2 separate regions of the Homo sapiens genome follow, and region 2 is linked to region 1. Evidence: chromatin contacts called from ENCODE Hi-C or POLR2A ChIA-PET data. All regions are on one chromosome and are shown on one strand. The core of a region is the stretch at or near the end of the contact, and the rest is flanking DNA. Distances in the headings are between cores, read along the strand shown. Region 1 holds the start of MADCAM1 (mucosal vascular addressin cell adhesion molecule 1). Region 2 holds the start of FGF22 (fibroblast growth factor 22).

Region 1 (2,700 bases), core at 136-2,635:
AGGTCAGCAGGAATGCTCCATCATTTTATTCCCGCGTGCCTGCGGTGCATGGGGTCCAGGGTCACAGGACCGGCCCCTGGGTGGAGGGGAGCCAGCCATCACGACTGCCACCACAGGCCCTCATTGAGCTAGGAGCAGAGCACCCTGGGAACCACAGCGGAGGAGGGTGGGGGGCGAGGGGGTGAGGGGGTGGGCAGAACCTGGGTAAGGTGAGGAGCAGCCCGGGCAGAGTCCCAGAGGCCCTGGGAGGGTCCCGGTGATGCAGGGGGGTAAACAAGCCACCAGCGGAGACAGAACCAGTGTGCGGGGCTTGGAGGAACAGGTGGGTGGATTCCAGTGCGTTTGGAAGATGAGGTTCCCAGGACTCGCTGATGGCAGCTGTGAGTGGGAGTCCAGCCAGCATCCCTTCCAGATCCCTCTTGTGGACCGAGATCCAGGTCTCAGTGTAGACCAAGGAACAGAGGCAGCCCCTACTCGGGCTCCCAGGCTCCAGCCAGGCCTGCTAGGTGGGCGGCCTCTGCCCGTGTGATGGAAGGAAGCCAGGCTCAGAGATGGGGTGACTTGTCCCACGTCCTGGAGGGTCTCACAGCTCCACCACGGCCAGGAGACTTCAGTCCAGGGGGCCTCCATCCCCAGCGACCTTCACCTGACCCCCAGGGGACCCCAGCCAACAAGACCCGGCCTGCAGCTCCGGAACGGGGGAGGGCTGCTCTCCACCGCCCCTGTGCGGCCGCCCGGGAAAGTGCAGGCGGGCCGGGCGCGGTGGCTCACGCCTGTGATCTCAGCACTTTGGGAGGCCGAGGTGGGCGGATCACCTGAGGTCGGGAGTTCGAGGCCAGCCTGCCCAACATGGAGAAACCCTGTCTCTACTAAAGATACAAAATTAGCCAGGCGTGGTGACGCATGCCTGTAATCCCAGCTACTGGAGTGGCTGAGGCAGGAGAATCGCTTGAGCCCGGGAGACAGAGGTTGCGGTGAGCTGAGATCGCACCATTGCACTCCAGCCTGGGCAACAAGAGCGAAACTCAGAAAAAAAAGAAAAGAAAGTGCAGGGGACCCGCCGTCGGGGTGGGGGCGGCGCTGCCCAGCCTCTGTCCCACTTCCATGCACTTGACCTCGACCCTCCGGCCTCCGTCTGCGATCTTCCCGTGCCTGAATATGAGGCTTGGAACAGACCCAGACCTTCCTGCCTGCCCGTCCTGAGTGGCCCCGGGACCCCGCCCCATCTTTGGCCCCCAGCCCCTGCCTCTCTGCCGCCTCCAGGGTCGGGGGTCAGGCCAGGAAAGCCCCTTGGGAAGCCCCCGGGGAGCAGCTGGAGCGGGGTCGCCGGGCGGCGGGAAGGAGTGGGCGCCTCTATTTAAGCGGCTTCCCCGCGGCCTCGGGACAGAGGGGACTGAGCATGGATTTCGGACTGGCCCTCCTGCTGGCGGGGCTTCTGGGGCTCCTCCTCGGTGAGAAGGGGAGGGGGCGCGGGAGAGAGGAGTGAGTTAGGAGGGGGCTCAGGAGAGAGGAGGGGGCTCAGGAGAGGGGAGGGGGCTCAGGAGAGAGGAGAGGGCCCGGGAGAGAGGAGGGGGCCCAGGAGAGGGGAGGGGGCTCAGTAGAGTGGGGGGGCTCAGGAGAGAGGAGGGACGCAGGAGAGAGGAGGGGCGCAGGAGAGAGGAGGGGGCTCAGGAGAGTGGAGGGGGCTCAGGAGAGAGGAGGGGCGCAGGAGAGAGGAGGGGGCGCGGGAGAGAGGAGGGGGCGCGGAGGGGAGGGGGCGCAGGAGAGAGGAGGGGGCGCAGGAGAGTGGAGGGGGCGCGGGAGAGAGGAGGGGGCGCGGGAGAGGGGAGGGGGCTCGGGGGAGAGGAAGGGGCGCGGTGAGCGGGGAGGGGACGCGGGAGAGAGGAGGGAGTTAGGAGGGGGCTCAGGAGAGGGGAGGGGGCTCAGTAGAGTGGGGGGGCTCAGGAGAGAGGAGGGACGCAGGAGAGAGGAGGGGCGCAGGGGAGAGGAGGGGGCGCAGGAGAGTGGAGGGGGCTCAGGAGAGAGAAGGGGCTCAGGAGAGAGAAGGGGCGCAGGAGAGAGGAGGGGCGCGGAGGGGAGGGGGCGCAGGAGAGAGCAGGGGGCGCAGTAAAGTGAAGAGGACTCAGGAGAGAGGAGGGGGCGCGGGAGAGGGGAGGGGGTTTGGAAGAGAAGGGGGGCTCGGGAGAGGGGAGGGGGCTCGGGAGAGGGGAGGGGGTTCGGAAGAGAAGGGGGGCCCGGGAGAGGGGAGGGGGCCCGGGGGAGAGGAAGGGGCGCGGTGAGCGGGGAGGGGACGCGGGAGAGAGGAGGGAGTTAAGAGGGGGCGCAGGAGAGAGGAGGGGCTCGGAGGGGGCGCGGGAGAGACGAGGGGTGCTCAGAGTTAAGGGGCTCCGAGATAGGGGGTGATTGGTGATCCTGCCAGAGGAGGGGGCTCGGAGGAGGCAGGGGCTGAGAGGGGAAGTTGCGGGGCTCCGCGCGGCCCCCTGACCCGCAGCGAAACTGGCTCCAGGCAGCTGGGGTTCGGGGGACTGGGGCAGAGGCGGCGGTCGGGGCGGGGTTCAGGGACCGAGCCTGGGAGTCCGGGTAGCGGCGGGGCAGGGGTCCGGGGGTGCAGCGGAGGGTCCGGGAACCGGGCAGAGGCGGGGCGGGGTCCGGGGGTGGAGCGGGACGCAGGGCCGGTGGCGGGGCGGGGTCCGGGACTCC
Region 2 (2,700 bases), core at 25-2,524, 140 kb after region 1:
ATTTTACAGAGGCGGAACCGAAGCTTGGGGTGTTGGCCACAGGGCTCTAGTGTGGGAAGCCAGGCCAGGCTGGACCTCAGCCATGGGGACCCCTGTCCCTGAGACTGTGGCACCTGCCACACCCTCTGTGTGACCCGCCTAAGCCAGGAAGAGAGGGTCAGGAGATGCCTGAGCCACCAAGAAGGCATCCCAGCGTCCAGCCAGACCGGTTATCCCTCCAGAGGGCTCCCCGGCAGGACAGGCTGGTCGCCATGTCTTCAGCCTGGTGCTATTTAAAGGTGGGTGCCACCTGGGGCTGTGGCCGCAGGGCCAGGACTGGGCTGCTGGGAGCTGTGTCCCCACAGCGGAGGTCGCCGCCCCTCTCAGGCCTCGGTTTCCCCAGTTGTCAATGCCTCCACTTGGCTGTGAGTCTGTGAGGGTCACTGTGCTCACCTTTTGGGGCCCAGCGCATGGGGCAGGCAGAGGAAGGGTGGGGGCCAGCCGCCTTGCTGGGTGGTTCCCCGTGGGGCCTGGGGTATGGCTCTAAGGGAGGAGCAAGTGTGGGTGCGAATGGGGCCGCCCCATTCCTGCCGCCTCCGACGTGCCCCGCCAGCCGGCCACCGACAGGTCTACGTGGCTATCCTCCCTCCTGCCCACCTACCTGCCCAAACACACGTCCCCAGTCGTCACCTGCCCACCCACCCGCGCATTCCCACACCCTTGTGGGCCTGGCTTTCGGGAAACTACAATTTGCGGGGAGAGAAGTCCCACGAGGGCATGCCCCGGAGCCTGGCTGGTCCCACGGCTGACGCACGCGGCAGGACCTCCCGTGTCCATCTCTGTCCCCAAGCATCTCCGCCTCTGCCCCTCTCTGTCTCTGTGTCTCTCTCGTCTCTCCCGGTCATCTTCCTTGTGTCTCTTGACTGCCGCCGTCTTTCTGTCTCTGTCTCCCTCCGGGTCTCTGTCTCCCTCCAGGTCTCTGCGGCCCGCGTCTCACACTCCCGCCCCCGCAACCCGAGGTCCTAGCCCGCCCGGGGACTCGGCTGACTCACGGACACGCCCCGCGAGACAAACAACAAACGCGCGGAGGCCGAGCGCGGAGTCCCGCACGGCCGCGCCCCTGTGCACCTGGCCCCCGCCCCCGAGACGTCCCATTGGCCGGCGCCCTAGCCTGGTCCCGCCCAAGTGGACCCCGCCCCCGCCCCGAGGCACCCCATTGGCCGGCGTCCCCGCCCCAGCGAACCCGGCCCCGCCCCCGAGGCGCCCCATTGGCCCCGCCGCGCGAAGGCAGAGCCGCGGACGCCCGGGAGCGACGAGCGCGCAGCGAACCGGGTGCCGGGTCATGCGCCGCCGCCTGTGGCTGGGCCTGGCCTGGCTGCTGCTGGCGCGGGCGCCGGACGCCGCGGGAACCCCGAGCGCGTCGCGGGGACCGCGCAGCTACCCGCACCTGGAGGGCGACGTGCGCTGGCGGCGCCTCTTCTCCTCCACTCACTTCTTCCTGCGCGTGGATCCCGGCGGCCGCGTGCAGGGCACCCGCTGGCGCCACGGCCAGGACAGTGAGTGCGGGGCGGCGGGGGCCTGGGGTGGGGAGGCGGCGGGTGACGGCAACGCGGCCGCCGTCTTCACGGTGACCTGCGCCCGCGGGGGAGTCCCGGAGGCTCCTCTGTGCAGCCTCGGCCTCAGTTTCCGTGGTCTGTGAGATGGGTGCAGCCTGCCTGGTGGGAGGGTTGCACTGTTAAAGCGAAGGCTGCAGCGGCGGACCCGGCTCAGGGGCAGAGAAGCGTCCGTGTGGTACAACCCTGTGGGTGGGGCCACCCATCTGCAGGTGGGAAACTGAGGCTCCAGAGGGGCTGGGGCAGGCCCAGCTGCATGGCGGAAGCGGCGGGGGGCTGACCTCCGGACTCCTGACATCACAGAATCCAGTCAGGGCTGCCTGAGTCGGGGCCCCCTCTGCTTCTTCCCAGACACCCCATCTGGCAGGTGAGGACAAGGAGGCACACAGAAGGGATGGGACCTGCCCAGGGTCACACTGACAGGGGTGGCGGAGCTGGGTCCCCACAGGGCCCAGGACGTCACGGAGCGGGCGTCTCTGTCCCCAGGGTCTGCCGAGCACACTGAGGTAGGCCCTCAGTGTTTGTGGAATGTCAGGAGCAAGAGGAGAGGCTGGGCACAGCAGGGGATGTGGGTACCTGGAGGCCAGGGGAGTCGGTGTCCCCGCCGGGCGGGGGGCACTGGGAAGGGGGCCCGGGCCCGCTGGCTGCCGCCTGAATCACCACCATCAGGGCAGGTAATCACCCCCTGTCCTTCCCACCGCTTTCATCTGGGCGCCAAGGCCCTCATTAGGCCGCACGTGACGAGGGCGGACAGGGGACTGGCTGGGCCGGTCCATCCATGGCGGGCATGGCCAGGCGGGGTGGCCTCGGGCCGGGGCAGAGGCCTGGCTCCGCTGCCTGACCTGGAACAGTCTCTGCCTCTCTCCAAGCCTCGGTTTCCCCAGCTGGACGGTGATGGGGGTGAGGGCTAGCTGAGGGCTCTCCTGCCCTTCGTGCATTCGCTGGTCACTAATCGGGCACCTTGTGGGTGCTGTGCTCCGCATGGGGGACCCAGTGGTGACAGAGACGCCCACCCTCCTGGGGCTCCCAGAGCAGAGGCGCGCAGCAGTTAGACACGTGAACAAGGGCGCAGGTGGGTGCACAGAACAGTGAACGGTTGGCCGGGTGC

What was found. Hi-C counts contacts between places; a loop is a spot of excess contacts on that map. ChIA-PET counts read pairs that join two places held with the same protein, here RNA polymerase II (POLR2A). Pooled maps may share reads with other maps.
Region 2: a loop to region 1 is called in a pooled map, with 2.5 times the contacts of the local background. The contact joins the promoter of FGF22 here to the promoter of MADCAM1 in region 1. A Hi-C loop is called at or near these places in 3 of 168 maps with a recorded cell type or tissue (CD14-positive monocyte, gastrocnemius medialis and naive thymus-derived CD4-positive, alpha-beta T cell), 7 of 37 single-sample maps with no recorded cell type and 20 of 50 pooled maps. POLR2A ChIA-PET finds 5 or more read pairs at or near these places in 2 of 52 experiments (HEK293T and activated T-cell).

Annotation. Positions count from the first base shown.
Region 1 is chr19:495,101-497,800 of GRCh38, forward strand. It overlaps MADCAM1 (mucosal vascular addressin cell adhesion molecule 1), which reads left to right and starts at 1,386. Exons shown (of 5, transcript NM_130760.3): 1 at 1,386-1,451. The coding sequence starts at 1,400. RefSeq lists a silencer at 704-753.
Region 2 is chr19:638,605-641,304 of GRCh38, forward strand. FGF22 (fibroblast growth factor 22) reads left to right here and starts at 1,275. Exons shown (of 3, transcript NM_020637.2): 1 at 1,275-1,535. The coding sequence starts at 1,322. RefSeq lists an enhancer at 1-616 and a silencer at 958-1,447.